Linked DNA regions of Mus musculus: region 2 is linked to region 1. The links are chromatin contacts, found by Hi-C or POLR2A ChIA-PET in ENCODE. All regions are on one chromosome and are shown on one strand. The core of a region is the stretch at or near the end of the contact, and the rest is flanking DNA. Distances in the headings are between cores, read along the strand shown. Region 1 has its middle 7.4 kb from the start of Trappc9. Region 2 overlaps Ago2 (argonaute RISC catalytic subunit 2).

Region 1 (4,387 bases), core at 483-2,982:
GGGGGCCGCTTCTAGAAACTTGGCAGGAATTTGACTTTGGGCTAGGACAGGGAAATAGGCTCAGATATCTTGGGCATCCTGATAAGTCCCTAGAAACATTGATCCCAGGACTTTTTTTTTTTTTTATTGTCTTATTTGTTCCTTAACTTAGAACTGACCTTATTATTTGCATGTACTTAAAATGGTATAAAAGCAGACTGGGAAAAAATAAGCCTCAGAACAGGCTGGGGTCGTGCCTCAGTGGTGTCTAATTGTCTTTTTTCTTTTTAATCCTCGCTCCTTCCCTGGAGAACCCATTGGCTGACTGAGATGACTTGGTCAGTTTACTCTTTTGGCTAGACCAGCTGGCCAGCCAGACCCTGGCTCCTTCCATTTTGACTCCTCCAACGCACATAGCCATGACTGCTTTTCACGTGAGTCCTGGGGACCTAACTTAGTTCTTCATGCTCACAGGGCAAAGACTGGATCAACGGAACCATCTCTCCAGTCCCTTCATGGAGATATGTTGCCTTTTTTCACCTGTCTCCGTGTGTGGCATGCATGTGTAGACATGTGGTATGCATGTCTTTGCATGTGACTGGGTACATATATATGTGTATCTGTGTGGGTGTGTGTTACACATCCCTACCTGTGCGTGTGGAGGCCTGAGGTTGATGCTGCGAATCTTCCTTGATCCTCCTCTGACTGCTTTGTTGAAGCAGGGTCCCTCACTAAAGTCCACAGCCCAGCCCTAATCTTCCTAGGCAGCTTTCTCAAGGAATCCCGTCTTTGCCTTTGAGCCTGGAATTATATATTATATGGCATTATATTATATTGAGGCTGGCCATCTATAATGCATCACATGGTATCTCAGGGCACTAACTCCAAGTGCTTTAACCGCAGAGCTATTTTCCTAGCACCTGTCCACCATTTCTCTTTGAGTCAGAACCATGCCATGTGGCTATGCACCCTAAACTGGCTTTGGATTTGAGGTCTTCCTCCCGCAGTCTTGAGAACTGCGGTTACAGGTAGGCTCCTCAAGTGGCCCCTGCCTGCTTTCCTTTCTTTCTTTCTTTTTTTTTTTCTGGTTTCTGAGACACCGCTTCTCTTTGCAGCCCTGACAGTCTCCAGACTCAAAACCATCTGCCTGTGTCTGCTTCTTAAGTGCTTAGGTTAAAGATACCGTGGACACACCCAGGTATACACATGAATAAATAAGTAAAAATTTAAAAACTAAAAAATTTAATTTAATGTTGTATTATTTAGGATAGGGAGTATACAAGCCAATATTCTAATCATAAGGCAATAACTTCACAAATATACAGCACATATTTCCAATTATATTAATTATATATGTTATATATGTAATATATAATTATTAATATATATGACATTTGATATACAACATAATATAATGTAATTAAGAACTTGAATCTTTTTGTGATAAGGGATTATGTAGTCCAGGCTAACCTTGTATTCACAGCGACTGGCAAGTGTCTGTCTCCACAATTCTGGATTAAAGCCTGTACCGCCATGTCCAGTATAACCTGAATTCTTAAATCACTATTTAAGATCACTGCCAATTCAGTTAAATCTGTTATGAGTTCCTCCCCGGCTTGTCTACTCAGAATGCGTCCAGAACTCCCTGACCCAGGCTCCCCAACAAACCCTGGGTTTCAGAGACAATTTGAGGCAATTAGCTCCTAATTCAACCCAGATGGCTTGTTTTCCTAGCATGGCTGCTAACACCTTCTGCCACCTGGTGGTCACATGTGGAATTGCAGATCCCACTAATCCTTGATAAGAATTTTTATTTCTTATACCTTTTTATATTTTTCTCTGAAGTGTAAAATTCCATTTAAAAAATTGGATTATAAATTTTGTAAACAAGGTTTCTGGTTCTACAAGTGATCACTCTGCTTCGGTATGAATACTCTAGCACAAATATAATACTTAGGTTAACTAACAAATTCTATAATTTGGCAGTTCCTGTGTGTGAAAGTTATTTCGTATTAACTCAAAAAATTTGTTGCTTCTACAACATGACAGCTATACCAAGAGAATGAAAAATTAGGTAAAAGAGAAAAATTATTTTGTTGACAATTCACACCAATTTTATTACAGTTGGAAAGCACACATTGTTCAAGGTATTTCCCAAAATTAACAGTCTCTTTGAAAAATGAAAAACTATTCTTTTTAAATGACCTTAGGTGGGTCAATGATCAAGGTGGGTTTTTGTTTTGCTTTTTGTTGTTGTTGTTATCTGCAACAGACAGGGTTTCCTGTGTCGTTCCGACTGTACTGGAATCTTTCTGTAAACCGGACTGGTCTTGAACTCAGAGAATCATCTGCCTCTGCCTCCAGAGTGCTGGAATTAAAGGCTTGTACCACCACACCCGGCTTTAAGGTGTGGTTACAAAGAATAATAAAAAAAGGCATGATTGGTTTTTTTTAGTTTAGTTTTTTTTTTTTTTTTCTGAGCCAAACAGGGGTGAATGGCCAAGAACACAAATTCATTCAAGTTACCCGGAATGACGTGTTCTGGCACAGATGAGTTTTGAATACAAATTCAGGAAGGGACGAAACTGTAGCTCTGTGGATAAGAGGGACTGGCTTGTGAGGTCCTGGGTTTGACCCTCAGCACGGTATAAACCAAGTGTGATGATCTAAGCCTGCGGTCTCGGCACGCTGGTGGAAGCTGGGGATCACGAGTTCAAGGTTACCCTTAGCTAATTAGGGAGTTCAAGGCCAGCCTGGGCTACTGGGGCTTCTGTCCCAAAAGGAAAAAAAAAATGTGTGAATCTTCATAGAGACGCCTATCCCACCTTCTGGGCCTCAGGCCGGACACCTCACCCTTTTCCACCCAATCCAGGCCACTTTCACAGGCGACCCTGAACCCATTTTTGGCCTAAATTAGTGTTCTTCCCGCGCTCTGCTATGTGGCCGCGCATGCGTAAAATATACAAGACCTATGACGCAAGATTGACGTAGTCGAGAGCTCAGTTCCCAGGGCAACAAACTCCGGCCGCCCGCCTTCCGTTGGCGCTCGTGCGTCACTTCCCGTTCGCCCCTCCCTTCTCTTTTCTCAACCTGATTCACGATAGGTTCCGCCCCAGGGCGCGGCGGGCGGCGGGGCGGTGCTGGGAAAGGCGAGCCTTCGGCTGTGGATTGGTCCTGAGCCTGGGTGGGCGGAGTCGGGCGGAGCTTGTCTTCCCCCCAGCCAATCGCTTTTAAATTTGTCCCCCCTAGTCACCGCAGAGCATGCGCAGGACTCAGAAAGGATTGTAATCCACTACTCCGGAGTTTGCAAGCAGTCTGAGGGAACTCTGACAGTGGCTGGGGTGTGTGGCCTCGGGGGCGGAGCTGCAGGAGAAGGCGTTGATTGGTCGACTGGTGCCTGGTTTAGGGATTCGTAGCACACAGCCTTTCATTCATTCACTCATTCATTCTATTCATTCAAGGAATGGATTGAGTGATACCAGGTTTTGTGACTTCGACCATGTCCCCCACTCCCCATCCCCCAGGAGCCCATGCTTTGGTTGACACGTCAGTGTCGCCCTCTCCTCTCAAGTCTGGTGTGATAAGTGTTTTGCAAAAGGGGGTACATTCTTCTTTCTTCCAGGGACATTTGCAGGTGGCTCCACCTCTGAAATCAGGTGTAGCACAACCCCAGATCTGCAGAGCATCCCAGCTTGCTGAGAATTTACTACTGCGCCCCTTTCTTTCGCTTTACATTCACCTGGGCAGTAGAGTTGTCTCTCAGAGGCACTGAGAGGTTTGAAATGAGTTTGTGTCCACTAACGTTGGGGTTAAATTCCAGGAGTTTGGCTGAAGGTGGGCCTCAGCTGGTAGACTACTTGGTTAGCATGCATATAGCTCAGTTCCCACATCCCTATTATTCTGAATTTGGGAGGTGGAGGCAAAAGCCTCAAAAGATCAAGGTCATCCTGGATTACTTAGTTTCAAGCCAGCTTGGGCTGTGTGATAGCCCTGCCCCCAATTATCCCTCGTAGTCATTGACTATTGTCTTTATACCAGTATGTTTGTATTGAGTGCTGGTGCTGCAGAAGTTAGCGGGTTAGCTCCTCTATAGCTGTGCTTACAGTTGTGAGCCACCTGCTGTTGGGTATTGGGCCCAGAACCCTGGTCCTCTGCTAGAGCAGTATGCACTCTTAACCATTGAACCATTTATCCAGACACTAAAGTGCACATCTGCTACATATGTGTAGGGAGGCCTAGGTCCATCCCATGTAGATGCTCTTTGGTTGGTGGTGCAGTCTCTGAGAGACCCAAGGGCCTAGGTTAGTTGACTCTGTTGGTCTTCCTGTGGAGTTCCTATGTCCTTTGCAGCCTGCTAAGTGTTGACTTTAAGGGAATCGAGGACTTTAAGGGAGTTTAAGGACTGTAC
Region 2 (4,464 bases), core at 756-3,255, 68 kb before region 1:
TGGCAGGAGGGTTAGTAGATTTCCCAGCACCCACAGCAAGCAGCTAACCAGTTCCAGGGGATCTCCTGCCCTCCACAGGCACTGTGCTTGCATGCACACACCCACACACAATAATACATGTAATTAAAAATAAAGCAAAAATCTTTTTTCAAAACAACAAAATAGAAGAGCAGTTTTAAAATATTTAATGTGTCTGTGTAAAAGCTTGGGTTGTTCATAGTGTTCTGGAAAGGCTGGGGTGGGAGGCAGTCTGAGCAAACTTTTAACTCCGTGCCCCAAGGAGAATAGTCCCCCCCCCCCCCCCCCCGCACCCGCCAGTTACTGCACAGCAGTTCCCAGGGCCGGAAAGTGGGGTGCAGTGGAGAGCTCCCTCAGTAGCCTCTCACCGCCTCTGTACTTCAGTGTCCCTGCATGGAACGTGGCGATGGTGGTGTGACCTGTAGGTTCTCGAGAAGTGGGGCTATTTGCTCCCTGTTGGCCAGGTTGAGACCTGGTGGTTTGCTGCCGCCCATGTGTTCAGCATGCAGACTGCTCTAGAGTACAGAGTGCACAGGTGATCCTGAGGGCTCGCTTTAACAGCTTAGTGAGGTCAGGGGCCTGGGGCGGGCCTGGGGCGAGCCTAGTCCGCAGGGCTTCCTTCTAGATGTCTGTACAACTAACTACCTTCTGCTTGCCTTGGGGAATAGTGAGTGAGGAGATTTATTTGGAAAGATGTTGGTGATGGTTATGCACCATGCCTGTGACTGTAAAAAGTGGGGTTGGGGGTTTGTGGACTACCATGGACACACAGACTCACAACAGAGGTATGGGTGTCTATTCTACAACTTTGAGACAGAAATTCCAACAGTTACCCCTTCAGTGACCCTTGGTACTCTGATGTTATGGTAGCAAACACTATCTGCCCCATGTAACTCATTAGAACATTCTCCCACATTTGTGTGACCAGAAAAATGAGATGAGCCTACTTCAGGTTCTAGGTTGTCTTTTTTTTTTTTTTCCTCCCCCCACAGAAGAGGGTAGAAAGCCACATGACAGATGGAACCCCTGGTCTCCTAAAGGGCCTTCAAAGCTAGTGTGTATCGGACAGATGCCAGCCCGCAGCCTCACTGACGTCTTGCTGAACTCTCTGCCTGTTCTAGGGAAATTGTGGAGCACATGGTCCAGCACTTTAAAACTCAGATCTTCGGGGACCGGAAGCCAGTGTTTGATGGAAGGAAGAATCTGTACACAGCAATGCCCCTTCCGATCGGCAGGGACAAGGTGAGGATGCATGTGCCGGGGCCTAGTGGGGTGAGATTCAGACAGCTTCCAAGGCTACTTGTTTCTCTTATGTAGGAGATCGCGTCACCTGGGAGGCACGGGCGGCTGCCGTGCGTGGGCTTCTTCATGAGGGCGCGCTGAGGTTCTCAGCGAGGCTGCTCAGATGCAAAACACTCCGAAGTGCAACCCACAGTCCACCACATACTGTGTGTGTGTGTGTGTGTGTGTGTGTGTGTGTGTGTGTATGAGAGAGACAGAGTATATGTGAGAGAGTATGTGTGAGAAAGAGAATGTGTGTGTGTGAGAGAATGTGTGTGTGTGTGAGTGTGTATGTGTGTGAGTGTATGTATGTGTGTGTGTGAGAGAGAGTGTGAGTGTATGTGTGTGTTTTCTGCTGGCAATATAACAAAGCGGAAGTGCTGCAGCCGCCTCCTCTGCAGTGGGGAGGAGGAGGAGGAGGAGTCAACCTGGTGTGGTAACCATAGAAAATGTTACCTTCCCTTATTATTTTTAGCCTTATCGTGGCTTTATTTAAAAAGTAATAAAGCGTCTGTCCAGACTTTGACAGTCTGAGAATGAAGGGCGGGCACAGTTCCTGCAGGCCTGGCAACGGTTGTTGCTAAGTGACCACGAGCCTTGGCTCCTTTGTGCCTGTCTGTATTCCCAGTGGGGCCAGGCAGTCGTGGTACCTGGTGGCTCTGCTCCAACTCTCTGTGCTGACAGGAACGCACTATGTTAGGGCAGGGAGGGGACACTGACTGCACAGCTCTGTGTCATGTTCTGATCTCCCTGCCCCCACCCCCAGTGGCACGTGGGTTGTCGCTGCCACTCCAGGAACAGATAATGGGCGTAAGGCTCCAAGTTGGAGGGAATCCCAGGACTGGGTGTGAATGAACTGAGCAGGCCCTCCCTGGCAAATTAACATACTGTGAATTGGAGATTTATTGATCTTAAGGTTTTGTGTTTAATTTACACATTGTTTTTATTTAAAGCTCTATAAGAAAGAAAAGCATAAGGAGTTTATTCACAGTTTTGTTGGTACAGATTTATAATTAGACACTGGGAGGAGCATGAAGAGAAAGCTCCTGAAGGAGGGATGTGGCACCTCTTGTGCTCAGATGCAGATACACAATCAAACGAGCTACCAGCCCAGACTGGAATGAAAATAGACATAGTATGCATGTCTTTCCTAGTAATGGGACCTGACAAAAGCCACCTCACATTGCCAGCCTGTCTACCTTTCTAGTGCAGAGTGGAGCAGCCAGGGTAGGCAGCCCTGCCTCTCCTGTGTGTGGTACGCCTCAGGTCTCAGCTGCAGTGTGGGTTTTCATCCCAGGTCTGGGGGCTTCATGTGCCCCTCTCTCGTCCACACTGCAGTGTAAGTAGCAAGGCTGAGGAGCCCCAGCCCACTGCCGAAGACTTCCCAGCCCCTGGCAGGTAATAATACACACAGTTGATTGCCTGTGCTAGGCCGCACACAGCATTTGGAGATGCGCAGTCCCTTGTAACTTAATCCTAGTCTCCCGTGTCAGTGTTTTCAGATGACAAGCTGGCGTGGGGTTCCCCTCTGTCTGAACTGATCAAAAATAGTTTCCCTTTCTTCACTACCAGCAAAGCTTTGCTTCAGTCTTTTTCTTTTTTTGTCCTCTGTAGTAAGGAAGGGCTCTCCTTGACTCTGTTAGCTCAGCCTCTGCCTAGTGATGAGTGGGGACTGTGATACCTGATACGGGCACTGTGCCCTGTGTACATCACCTTCCTTAGGAGCAGACTCTGTAGAGCTGAGCTCACACTCTCCATAGGTGTCCATCTCGGTGCCAGCCCACGTGGAAAGCTCCTTGGGGTCGAGTGTACTTGTGTCTGCCAAGCGCATGGCTTCCCTTTGAGATGGGATGGAACTGGAAAGTTAGATGCTGGTTGCTCTAAATTTGGGGCTGACATCTCAGCCTCTTTTCACCAAAACCATGCCTAATATGTTATCCTTGGCTGTGTTTGGCTGTGTCCAGCTGTGCCTTCTTTTGCCAGCTGTTTGCAGGTTACAGCTTGTGAGCTGCTGCCTCCTGGGCCAGGGAGAGTGGAGTATGTCCCCTTGTTAGATGGCAGTTGTGACTACTCAGATCCAGCTCAGGGAATCTTGAGTTAGTAGCCTTGTTAGTAGCCTCAAGCTGTCTAGTAGCCAGCTGGCTCTGGGAGGGGAGGCTCAGCAGGCAGCCATGGGCATCCCTAGGGGTCCCTGTGGTGTTTGTACTTGAGACATGTTGCTAGGAACCCCGACAAGCCACATACCTTTGTGAGCTGTGTCTCTGTCTTGTCTAATGCACTGGTACAGGTGTTTGGAGGGCCTCTGTTCTACTTGACTTTCTGTTGCTCATAATCATCATGACCAAGGACACTGGGATTCAGAGGGGGACAGGTTTGCTTGGCTCTCACGTCCTGATGTCTTAGGGTTTTATTCCTGTGAGAAGACACGCTGACTAGGGCAATGTTTATGAAGGTAAACTTTTTTTTTTTTTTAATAGTATAGAATAGAGTTTATTCGGGGCATGAGGAGGGGAGTTAAGAGGGTAGTAGAGGCAGAAAAAGGCAGAGGGGGAGGGGAGGGAATGGGGAGAGGGGGGAGCAAGAGGGCAAGAGAGACAAGAGGAAGGTAAGTGTTTAGTTGGGGCTGGCTTACAGTTTTAAAAGGTTTAGCCCATTATCATTATGGCTGGAACATGGCAGTGTGCAGACAGACATGGTGCTGGAGAGTTCTACAACCTAATTTGAAGTCAGCAGGAGACTATGTGCCTCACTGGGTTTAGCTGGAGCATAGGAAACCTCAAAGCCTGCTTCCACAGTAACACACTTCCTCTAACAAGGCCACACCTCCTAATAGTGCCACTCCCTATGGGGCAAGCATTCAAACACAGTCTATGGGGCCATTCCTTTTTTTTGTTTTGTTTTGTTTTGTTGTTTTTTCGAGACAGGGTTTCTCTGTGTAGCCCTGGCTGTCCTGGAACTCTCTGCAGACAAGGCTGGCCTCGAACTCAGAAATCCGCCTGTCTCTGCCTCCCGAGTGCTGGGATCAAAGGCGTGCGCTATCATGCCCAGTTGTGGGGCCATTCCTATTCAAACCACTAAACCTGATCATAATCCCATCACCAAGGAAATCAGAGGATCTCTCAAAGCAAGAGCAAGAAGAAAGAGGAAATCTCAAAGCAAGAGCAG

The links. A loop is a pair of places that touch in the nucleus more often than their neighbours do. ChIA-PET counts read pairs that join two places held with the same protein, here RNA polymerase II (POLR2A).
Region 2: a loop to region 1 is called in a map of heart, with 2.2 times the contacts of the local background. The contact joins two enhancer-like sites. A Hi-C loop is called at or near these places in 3 of 37 maps with a recorded cell type or tissue (CH12.LX, heart and left cerebral cortex). POLR2A ChIA-PET finds 5 or more read pairs at or near these places in 3 of 5 experiments (Patski and embryonic stem cell).

What each region holds. Positions count from the first base shown.
Region 1 is chr15:73,066,397-73,070,783 of GRCm38, reverse strand. No RefSeq gene overlaps it. Among named protein-coding and RNA genes, the nearest start is that of Trappc9, 7.4 kb to the right of the region's middle. Within about 2 kb of position 1,732, at least 1 of the 3 ENCODE cell types and tissues checked has a DNase peak (open chromatin) inside an H3K27ac peak, as active enhancers do.
Region 2 is chr15:73,134,789-73,139,252 of GRCm38, reverse strand. Ago2 (argonaute RISC catalytic subunit 2) reads left to right here. Exons shown (of 19, transcript NM_153178.4): 3 at 1,140-1,260. Among named protein-coding and RNA genes, the nearest start is that of Gm31725, 29 kb to the right of the region's middle. Within about 2 kb of position 2,005, at least 3 of the 3 ENCODE cell types and tissues checked have a DNase peak (open chromatin) inside an H3K27ac peak, as active enhancers do.